Regions from separate parts of the Homo sapiens genome. Here region 2 is linked to region 1. A link is a loop called in an ENCODE intact Hi-C map of the cell type or tissue named here. Cell type or tissue: heart right ventricle. All regions are shown on one strand. Links, peaks and the distances in the headings refer to the core of each region. The heading gives the core; the rest is flanking DNA.

The links. A loop is a pair of places that touch in the nucleus more often than their neighbours do. Peaks named below come from ENCODE experiments on the same cell type or tissue, not always from the same donor. Only the 100,000 strongest peaks of a DNase experiment are listed, where the experiment ranks them.
Region 2: it touches region 1 in a loop (1.9-fold over the local background); 8 of 110 quality-filtered maps call a loop at or near these places.

Annotation. Positions count from the first base shown.
Region 1 is chr13:50,682,731-50,688,114 of GRCh38, forward strand. LOC107984568 (a long non-coding RNA gene) reads right to left here. Exons shown (of 3, transcript XR_001750074.2): 3 at 991-1,271. Among named protein-coding and RNA genes, the nearest start is that of DLEU7-AS1, 120 kb to the right of the region's middle. In heart right ventricle, for the core only: no CTCF peak of the experiment used is centred there; DNase peaks (open chromatin) are centred at 1,821 and 2,971; H3K27ac peaks cover 4,392 bases.
Region 2 is chr13:50,781,862-50,787,245 of GRCh38, forward strand. It overlaps a transcript of DLEU7 not described here. Among named protein-coding and RNA genes, the nearest start is that of DLEU7-AS1, 23 kb to the right of the region's middle. In heart right ventricle, for the core only: no CTCF peak of the experiment used is centred there; no DNase peak of the experiment used is centred there.

The DNA of each region.
Region 1 (5,384 bases), core at 62-5,061:
GGAAACATTACAGTCAGATAGTGAAAAGTTTGCTAATCTGACAAGGAACCAATGTTCATTAAACTCTTCAATGTGCATTTTTATAGGGTGTGGCCAAACCCGAGTTAGATAAGTGCAGATGTCACTAGCTACAGGTTCATTTGAACTCCACAGTTCAATTCCCGCCCCCCACCTCACTTCCCCTCTCCCTCTCTCTTTCTCATCCTCTACATTTCCTTTGTGCTTTTGGAATTCTCCTTTTTGTTACAAATAGGTACACAAGTAAAAAATTCAGGGGTTCAGTGGAAACAAACAAGTTTTAAAGTAGAATTTACAATGAGATGCCTGATGAACAATGGTCTATTCGCATAGCTGAAAGCTCTACTCACAAATCTCTTTCCCTTTTAGATTTGTGAGGAACAAGGGATTGTATTCTCTGCACGGGATTTTGCTTCTGGGCTAGGGTTGACTGCAAGTTTATTGGAGTGAGCACTATGTTTTGTTTTGTTTTTACCATAAGGGACTTCTGCAAAGAGCCCCAGTGCTCATCATGTGCTGTGAGAAAAATGGAGAGGGTTTGCAGAACAGTTCTTTCTCTTTGTTCAAAATTAGGTTCAAGCTGAGAACCACTGTGGATATTTCAAGTTCTGTTTTGGATAAAATAAGCAGACGTGTTTGAATTAATTAACTTTGTAAGGCAACTCAGCACCGAGACTGAATTAGTGCTGATGGAAGGAGCACTGTTTCAGGAGTCCCAATACTTCTGTCCCAGCCTTGGCCTTGCCACAAAATCTTCATAGGACTATGGGAAAATACCCATCATTTCTGTGCTGTGGTTCCCCAATTACATAAATTCAGAGATACTTACAGTTCTAGAAGAATGATGCTATAGATACTGCAGTCTGCCTTTGTTATGGTAACAGGAAGACTGAGGTGAGCCTATGCCAATCCTTTCCTCCGCAAACCAGTTACCATCAATCATGCATTTCTTGGAGACCCCTGGGACCTACCCTCAAGCACCCTACATAGTAGATCCTACAATATTTTGTGGCTTAGATTTTATGTATGGGTCTGCTTCCCCATGGGCTTCTTAAAAACAGATCCTATTTCTTATTCATCTGTGTTGTTCCTGAAGTGCCAGTACTATGCTTGGCTAGGTACTGGATGCTTGATAAATACATGAAATAAAAGTGTACCTGATATCAGAAGGCTGGCTAGTAGCAGGGCGGGGTCAAGAATTCAGGTTTCTTTACTTCCACATCAGTCTTTCTCATGCTTGACCTCTCCCTTCCCTTAAAAATAAAGATAAAGATAAAGATAAAGTGTAATACCATGTGCCAGAAGTTCTTGGGCACTAGAGATGCTGGTGCAGAAAGAGATGACTGGTGTCCTCATCCTTTGCTCAAGATTGTTCTGCTTTTTCAGTCTCTTTGTCCTTAATGATGATTTATTCTCATAACATGTTTGTCTTCTTTCTCTCTCAAGAACCTCTGCTTAGAGTGGTCCAAGGAAGACTATATTGCAATGGGTCCCAGAGCACTTTGTAGGAGCTTTGATGCCAATATCAAAAGCCCAAGATGTCCACTATCTTAGATGAAGGCTAACATCTGCTCTCCAAGATGGAACCCTCACATGCTGCCATAAATAAGGCAGAGCACCTCATGCCTCTGAATTAGACACAAGGCACCAAGAGGCAAGTGCCTGGGGCTGTCGCCCAGGTCATCTATGCTTGACACTGCTCAGCCTGCTTACAAATAGGGTTCTTGCTATAGCAATCAAAATAACCACACAAGGCAAGTAAAAGGCACAGACCAGAGTCTGGGGAGGTTCTGAGTGGGGCTGATTTTAGCACACAGAAGGGAATGAGACAACCACAGCCACCGCAATGGGCCGGGAGGAAGGAAGGCTACTGTGGGTCACCAAGAGAAACACTTCCTTCCATTGTCTGGCTATACAGGCTCAGATGAAAATAAAAATAGGTGGACATTGAAGATATGCATGTGTACATCTTGAGCCAGACTCACACAGAGAATCCACTGGGGCTGGAGGCCATAAAGAAATAATTCAGGGCATTTTGGCCCAGTGAAAATGGGACTTAAGAAGCCATGTACAAGTCAAAGACCCAAGGAGGTGGGCGGATTAAACCCTAAGCATGCTCTAAGACATCTGGAGAAGAGTTTCACAGTCCATGGGTCTCAGGTTCTCAGCCTGAGAACCATATAATAAAAATAGTGTGGTAGAAGACACGGGGCAAAGCATGGGGGCACTATCAAATACTCTTTCATAAATGCTGGCAAAAAATGGAAAGCCATGTTTCTAAAAGATTCTCAAACTCTTACCCTATTTCCCTAAGATTTGTTGATAGTCCAGAGAGGGCTATTAAGGGATCTTGCATTCTTCTCAGGCACTTTTTTTCTTCCAGTTAAAAAAAAATTGTATCTTGGAAAATATCAACTATGAATACAAAAATATGCGTAGTAGTTGAATGTATCCCTGTGTACCCACCAATCACCTTCAACAATGATCAACTCACAGCCAATCTTACTTCATCTGGACCCACTGTCTCACTCCCATATTATTTGGAAACAAATTACAGATAATATGTAATTTTATCTAAAATGTTTCATATTGTATTTTTAAAAAATAAGGACTCTTTATAGAAACATAACTATCCATTCTGAAGCTTAGAAAGTTAGAATTCTGTCTTGCCATCAAATAGCCAGTAAATGTTCAAATTTCCAGCCTTTTACATCTAATCATGTCTTCCTCATGGTTCCCTTCAGACCTGCTTTACGCCCATCCAGAGAAAAAAACCAAAGCAGACTTATACAAGCAAAGAAGCTCTGATACCCTGGCCCTTTGGTTTCCACTCTATAGTAATGTAACAAACACATGATATGCCAGGAACAGAGAGCTGACCCCCAAATTGCAGGCAAGCACACTGGCAACATAAAGAGAAAGTAACTGACAAATCTCTAATTCTGGAAGACGCCCAGAGCAGCTGGGCCTGAAGCCAGGAGCTTAACAAGTTTCCATTGTTATTGGCAGCTGACAAATTTAGAAGCAGACAGGGGAACTTCTTATCATGGGGAATTTTGTTAGCTGAGGCTATATGCGTTTAAAAAGCACAATCAACCTGTAGTGAGTTGAGGGATTAAACATGATTTTTCTCAACTTAAATGACCCCTCTCCCTAAATTAAGCTGCCTATTTAGCGCCCTTAATAAATACATAGATAATTTAAACCATGTGGCAGCAAATTGAACACACGGGCTTTTTGAACTATGTATTTTCTTTCTCATGTTGGAACACTTCCCTCGAGAAAAATCTCAGGTCTCATGATTATGGAAAAGAAAGATCTGTGTATCTTTCTGATTAAGCGTCTCAGGATACACACATACATGTTGATCAAGTGTTTTCTTCTTTCTTGGCTAAAGTGAAGCATATGCTTCTGAGAAAAGTGTTCCATCGACACTTCTTTGGCGGCTGCCTGGTCTATTTGTCAACAAAACAAAATGTGAAAGGGTTTTATTTCTATAAAAGTAATTACATTTCAAAGCAGCTTGTCATTATATACCATGTGGCATTACATTGAACCAAGATACAATTTTCTGCCTGATTGTTAGAAGTAACAATCTGTATTCACAAGTCAGTAAAATACTCAAATGTGTATCTTCTCTGTTGCTTGATTGGGAAAAATAATACTCCCAGCTTGAACACCTTGAGGTTGGGACCACATGATTGGACATGCTGGTTTTAGGATCTCTGTATTAATCTACTGATTCAAAATACAGCTCCCACCAAAAACAAATCACTATTTACTTTAATATTAGGAATCTTGATTTTGAGCCAAAAAAGGTTCAAAAAGTGACAAAGGTTTTTAAAAATGATTTCTGTATGATTTTCCCCTCTCTTTTAAATAAATGAGTGCCTCAACTTTTAGCTACATTACAACTTGCTTTTGCCTCTTTCATGTGTGTCCCAAAAATGTTCATAAGCACTTCAGTGTTCATGGGCCCGTGAGACTCATCTGGTCTCCTCATCTTCTCTGTGGTTAGAGTACTTTCTGAGACAGTTCTCACCACAGATTCTCAGAGATAAAGTCTGCAGCTTCTTTTTGGTTCCCTGCTTTTAACCTCTCCGTTATTAAGCAAAGAGTCTTAAACAAAATTCCGTAATAGAACACATCTTTTTCATTTTCACCCCCAAATCTTTTTTTCCAACTTTTACTTTAGATACAGTGGATACATGTGCAGTTTTCTTAGACGGGTATATTGCGCTCAGGTAGTCAGCATAGTACCCAGTAGGTACTTTTTCTACCCATACCACCCTCAATTCCTCCTCCCTCTAGTAGTCCATAGTGTCTATTGTTCCCATGTTTATGTCTGTGGGTGCTCAATGTTGCGCTCTCTCCTATAAGTGAGAACTGGGGTATTGGTTTTCTGTTCCTGCATTAATTCACTTAGGATTATGGCCTCCAACTCCATCCATGTTGCTGCAAAGAACATGATTTCATTCTTTTTTTATGGTTGCATAGTATTCCATGGAATATGTGTACCGCAATTGCTTTAGTCAATCCACCACTGATGGGCAACTAGGTTGATTCCATGTCTTTGCTATTGTGAATAGCATGGCAATGAATATACGAGTGCATATGTCTTTTTGGTAGAATGATCTATTTTAATAGATCTTGAACTTCCAATTTCAAACTACACTGACTTTCTCTTGCTACAAATGCAAACAGAGCATCCTATGGGTAGGCCTTTCTTGGCTTGTGCAAAAGGACATCCAAGACATTTTTTAAAAAGGTGATTCAGTCGCCCCAGAAGGGGGGAAATAGTCACATTGGCAGATTTTGTCTGGTTAAAACTTTGTTTTGTCTTGGAAGATAGACATTGAAAAACAAGTCTTGAAGGCCAGATTTCGCCAGGATGAGAAGGCCTAATTGTCTGAGAGAACATTGGCCTTTTGAGCCCATTAAGGAGAAACATGCCATGGAGCAAGTGCCCCGCTTTGAATTAGTTTTCAGAATGTCCACTGCCTGACTTCTCTATGACAGACTGTCTGATGTCAGGAATCAATGGTATCGTTTGAAGGAGCCGGTCTTTTAGACAGAGGCATGTGAACTTCTTAGGGAGCCTTTATACTGTATTAGTTTGTAAATCTAAATATTGCATGCAGCTCTTGGTTCAACAATGCTCCTCTTTTTCTAATAATTTGCTGAAACTAATTGAATACAGGACACAGCTCACTGGTGGGCAAGTGAAGATGTTTTAGTTAGCTTCTAAGGCAACATATAGCTAAAGAAAGCAAAACTGCCTGGCCTAGGATTTAATGAGGTGATTAACTTAGTGTATGTCTCTACAAAGGATTATTTCACTGCCAAAAGGGTGAAAGATTGGCCTT
Region 2 (5,384 bases), core at 287-5,286, 99 kb after region 1:
ATTTTAAGATTTTATGTTAGAAGTCAGAAAATCTTGAAATTTGATGCCAAGAGCCCACTACACTTTTAGGCTCTGTAAGCCATGAATATCTTTGAACATTTAGTATGTCCTTCTCCATATGTATTCAAACTGTGGTTTTATTTATATGCATAGTGGCTGCCCTCTAGAATAAAAGCATTTCATCTATCTCTTTCCCCCATACCCCCAAAAAACTTGGCTCAAATGTCATATATTTCAAGAAGCCTTTCTTAACACTCTCTTCCCTCCGTTAGTGGTCTGATCATGACTCCTCACATATCTAGAAAACCACCTCCCTCACAAAGGGTCTGTAAGTCCCTTGAGAATAAAAATCATTTTTCATTAGTCTTTGTAACTAGACTTTAGTACAGTGACTGGCATGGTTCCTGAAACAAAAGCCATTTCCAATAAATGGCTAACGGAAATCAGACATGTGCATATGTTGTGTCTTTGCCATGGTAATCATTTTCCCAGCCTCTGTGCCATCCTCCAATATAGCTCTTTTCTCAGCATCTAAGATTCTGTTGTTGGCAGTGTGATATTCTCAAATAGCCATAACCAAAACTTTAGTCATCTATGAATTCTCCCTCACTCTCAACCTCCTTGTCCAAGAAGCTATTGCGACCTCTTCATTTGATCTCTGCAATTTTATCTCCAACCATTTTATCCTTTCTGCCTTCCCTTGCCATGGCTTTAATTTGCTTCCTCATTATTTCACACTTGACCATTAGCACAGCCTCCTCATCTTCTACAAAATAGCCCTAGTTTCCATATAGTGAGCTTCTTGAAGTCAGAAGATTTATTCCTTACCATATTCCTAGCATATTGCACAGGACTCAAAATTGTCTTTTGAATAAAAATGTGAATTCCCACCCATCATATACACTGTCTACAGAAAAAAAAAAAAAAAACTCTTCAGGATAACTTCTAATCATGTCCTTTACCTATTCAAACATTTTCTGTGTCTTCCATTAATTACTGAATGTAGCAGATGCTGTTGGTGCCTGGGTCCACCTCCCCTCAGCCTGCGTTCACCTACAACATGAGCTCCCAAGACAGTTTCCCACTTCAAAGGCGTGTGTCTCTTTTCTATTCTTCCTAAAAGTTTTCTCCAGCATCAAGGGAGCTTGTTTTACAAAAGGTATAACCCAGAAGTTGGGAAAAGTCAACACTGCTGAGGGCAACCTCAACCAATAGGGGTTGGGAATCACTTGCTGAATTCCTCAGTCTCCTTATCTCCGGTAGATGGATTCTAAAGTGTGTTTCTCCATTTCTCAGGGGGCCCAGCAGGGCTGAGCTCCCATTGCTCACAGCAGCAAATCACTCATTTAACAAATGTTTCATTGGTTTCTCCCTTCCCTATCTCACTTCCCCTACTTCTTCCCTTTTGTGCCCCCAGAGATGGCCTTCCAAATAAACTATCTGAACCAAACAATGACATGAACAAAATCTAAACTTCCTGGCCTATCATTCAAAGTACCCCAATAGCTTGATTCTAATCTATATTTTCAGGTTACGTCATCTTACACATAATCTTACACAGAGTCCACCCTCTGGCCAACTGGAAGCCTTGTTGATCCCCAAACCATCTCACTCCAAGTTATAATTATTCTGTAGTTTCATTCACTTAGAATGACACCACTATGATTAGCTTAGACCAGTGGAGCTTCCCTCCCTAGTATGGGGAGGGACCCAGCCGATACAACCTCTCAGAGGAGGGTGACTGCAGTGAAGTCCTGTGAGCAAAAGAAAGTACAGGCTATAGCTGATGGATTGATGGCCAATAGCGTCTCTGCCACAAACAGGTAGCAGGAATGTAAAACATAAAGAAAATAGGTGCTCACAAATTCAACACAAAGTGCTGGAGACGTACTGGTGAGCTGAGGTGAGTCCTCTGAAATTTACTCCAGCAACAGACACTTTTTTACACACCCATCCCCAGCCATCAGTCCCTGATCCCTGCCATAGGCTCTCCCCATGCTGGCCCATACCACGCCCAAAGGAACACATATAGAGATATGGCCAGGCCCTCTAGGCCTGTGCTGTGACTGCTCTGCCAGAACAAAGATCACAGACTTACCACTCCCTGTTTTTAAGAGGTTGCCAACCCTTGCTCTTGCAAAGCCGTAAGCTCTAGCTTCAGTTCAGCGACCCGCCCCCTGTGTTTTGCCAGGCACATGGATTTCTGTGCAACCTGGATGCAGAGAGTTTCCAAATGTCTAGAGCTGTGAGATGTTAATCAAACGTCCACTTGAAGTGCTTTGGAAGCACTTCTGCTTTTTGGGTTATTGATGTGCTCATGTTGTATTAAGATATATTTCTGGTGCAATCATGAATTCACTTCAAGACATATTAAAGAAGGATTTTTTCCTAGCTGCTTACTTCAGAACATTGGTCCCTACAGACCAGGTATTTTTCACAGCTCCTTAGAGGCCCATAAAAAGTGATGGAAAAATGCAGCTGGGCATCTCATGTGGAAATCAAACCTACTGGAATTCCATCTGCATATCTGCCTTAACTTAGCTTGGTTATTGGTTCTTCTGAATTGTTCACTGCATACCTCTCCCCAACTTGTTTCCATCTCAAGGGAGGAGAAGCAATGGGAATTTTCGATCACATTATTCTCCAAGAAAGATGTTTGTGCCCCCAGATAATGGACATTTCCCTCCACAGAGCATGTCACACTCAGGAGAAGTGTTCAAGTGCATTTTCTATGGGCACAAATGGCAACCTGTCCTGGAGACACTCACAGAGAGATTGCATGGCCGCTGCATTTGAAAGCATGGACTCCCATCCCTGACCTGCCACTTCTCCCTAGCGGTGACCTTAGACAAGCTGCTCGGACCATCTGGGTTCTTTCTCTGATCTGTAGTGGAGTGATCAATCTCCTTCCCTGCATCTGTGTGAACAGTTAAGTGCTTTATAAAAGTAAGCGATTCATATTGGAACCTGTCCTGCAGCTCTGAGTGAACTGTTCTTCCCTAGAGCTGTCAGTTATCAACCTGAAACTAGCTGTCTTCAGATGTGCAAATTAGTTTTTTCTTACTGAAGAGAGTCTGGGGACTTCTTGTTCTTCTCTAGATTTAACATAATTGGGCTTTTACTTGGGCTGCTTATATAAGGAGAAGAGACAACCCCTCAGCTTACGTCATGCCCTATGGAAGTGCCATGACTGTTGGTCCTGTGAAGCCTGAGTTTGCCAATGGATAATCTACTAGATGGCCTGGGTTAATGTTCCTTCCTGCTGACTTAAGCTGAGGAGTAACTTACGCAGGTGTGACATCAAATCATTTGGAGAAAACCCATATTCAATGGGCACCTGGGGTTGGGACAAGTGAGACACAGAGATGGATGCACCCGGAATCAGGAATGAGGCCAGGCATTCACTAGCTTTCAATTATTTCACATCTTAGAGCAATTTTAGATTAAATCAGAAGATGTGACAGTAATCATAGTAATCAGTGTAACACTACAATTTTCTTAAATTTTGTTTTTGAGAGGAGTACCTGGGGAGTACAGAACAGTTTTCACCTAGAATTTTGCTCTATTAGAAGCCAAATATGGTAGTTGATCCTGGAGTTAATATGACCCATTGGAAATTGAAAATTGGAATCTGAAAATTTGAGTGCTGAATAGTCCTTACAGCCTTATCCTCAGCTATAAAAAAAGATCACTTAAGGCAACTTGGCCAACTACTGGGTGATTAAGAGGCTGCAAAGCTAAATGGTAAATTAAGCTTTGTCTTCCTCAATGTTGAACCACCTAACTGGGAAACACTCCTGTGGCATCACTTCCTTCTTCTCTGGGCTGTAGCTGAATTTCCTGACTTGGGAGTTGAAGTTGCCATTCATGACTTGGAGATAAACACTTCAAAACGTCATGGGAAGTACCAGTTTTCTCCAAGAATAGAGCATTTATCACCAACACTTGCCAAATGTTCTCAGGGAACAGAGAGATAGAAATACAGGTGTGGCCATGGATATTCCAGGCCCTTTATTCTATACTCTCATTATCTAAAGGCAGCAACGCCTTTAAAATGACAGAACATACTGGCCGCCAGAATAGAAGGAAACCACTACTCATAATTGCTTGAACAGACTCTAGCATAAAGGACCAGCATTAAGATGAAAATTAGGTGGAGAAACTCCAGGCAGCCATCGTTTTGAAGCAGATCATGGTGGCAGAGATTTGGCAGAAGGAGACTTTCGTGTGACATCATTTTGCTTGTGTGGTTTTACTAATAAGACTTTGATGGGTTCAAGGTTCTAGAAAATACCTAACTCTTGGACTTTACATGGGCCTGAACCCCATCATCAAAGAGCCTGATTTTTACCCATTCTGGTTTCTCTCTCTACCTGTGTGGCAAATACACTTGGTTCACCATATGCCATATTCATAGATAATCACAAGACTCTAAAGAAATGACACAGCAAATTATGTAATTGCCCAGAAGTTTCCTTGCCTGGTTTTTGGTTGTTTTGTTTTGTTTTTTAGTTCCTGAACACATAGATAAGAGCTAATTTGTATACGTGTACTATACAACATTAATACAATTTACCATGTAGGTTAATCCAGAACCTGCCACATAGTAGCAGCTCAGTGCATATTTGTTAAATGAAATAAATACTCGTAGGATTCAGCAGGAAGAGAAATCCAGAACAGTTAAGAATGGAGAAAATTGCTCACTAATACATGGTGGGTAAATACAGGACTTCCCTGGAACCAGACTTCCTGAGTGAGAATCCCAGCTTTACCAACTGAATCTCTCTGTCCTTGGGCAAACCCCATAATTTCTCTGTGCAAATGATAATTTTCAAAATGGAATTTTTAGAAAACATAAAATCCTTTATTTTTTAACTCTTTGTGTGAGTTAAAAATGAATGTTATGACCCTCAAAGGGCATCTGAGGAGTAAGGATATTTACAGAAAATTTAACAGAGAAATATTAGGATAAGATTGCCAGGTTAGATATAATCTGGGTAATGTCCAACATGCCATAAATCACTGAGGTTCTCGGTTTCCCTGATGATAAATTATTTGTAAATCTGCTGGACCAAAGTCTTCAAATTAACAAGTGACTTCCTTAAGCCTTGGAACTTTAATCAAAGTTGAGTGATGAGGTAAATCAAGGACATTATTCAAGAAAATCCTTGAGTGGCCTTTTCTCTCCTATGATATTGAAAGAACATGTCTCTCACCTTTTAGCCTTCGTTTCAAGTTTTGGATAATTTTTCTGGCATCACCTTCCTTATTATGAGGATAAAATGGGTTAACATAACAAAAAGTCCTTAAAACAGTGCCTGGCGTTTACTTAGTAAATGCTGTACTGACTATGAGTTTTCCTGGTGAGGTCAGGCCTGCTTAAT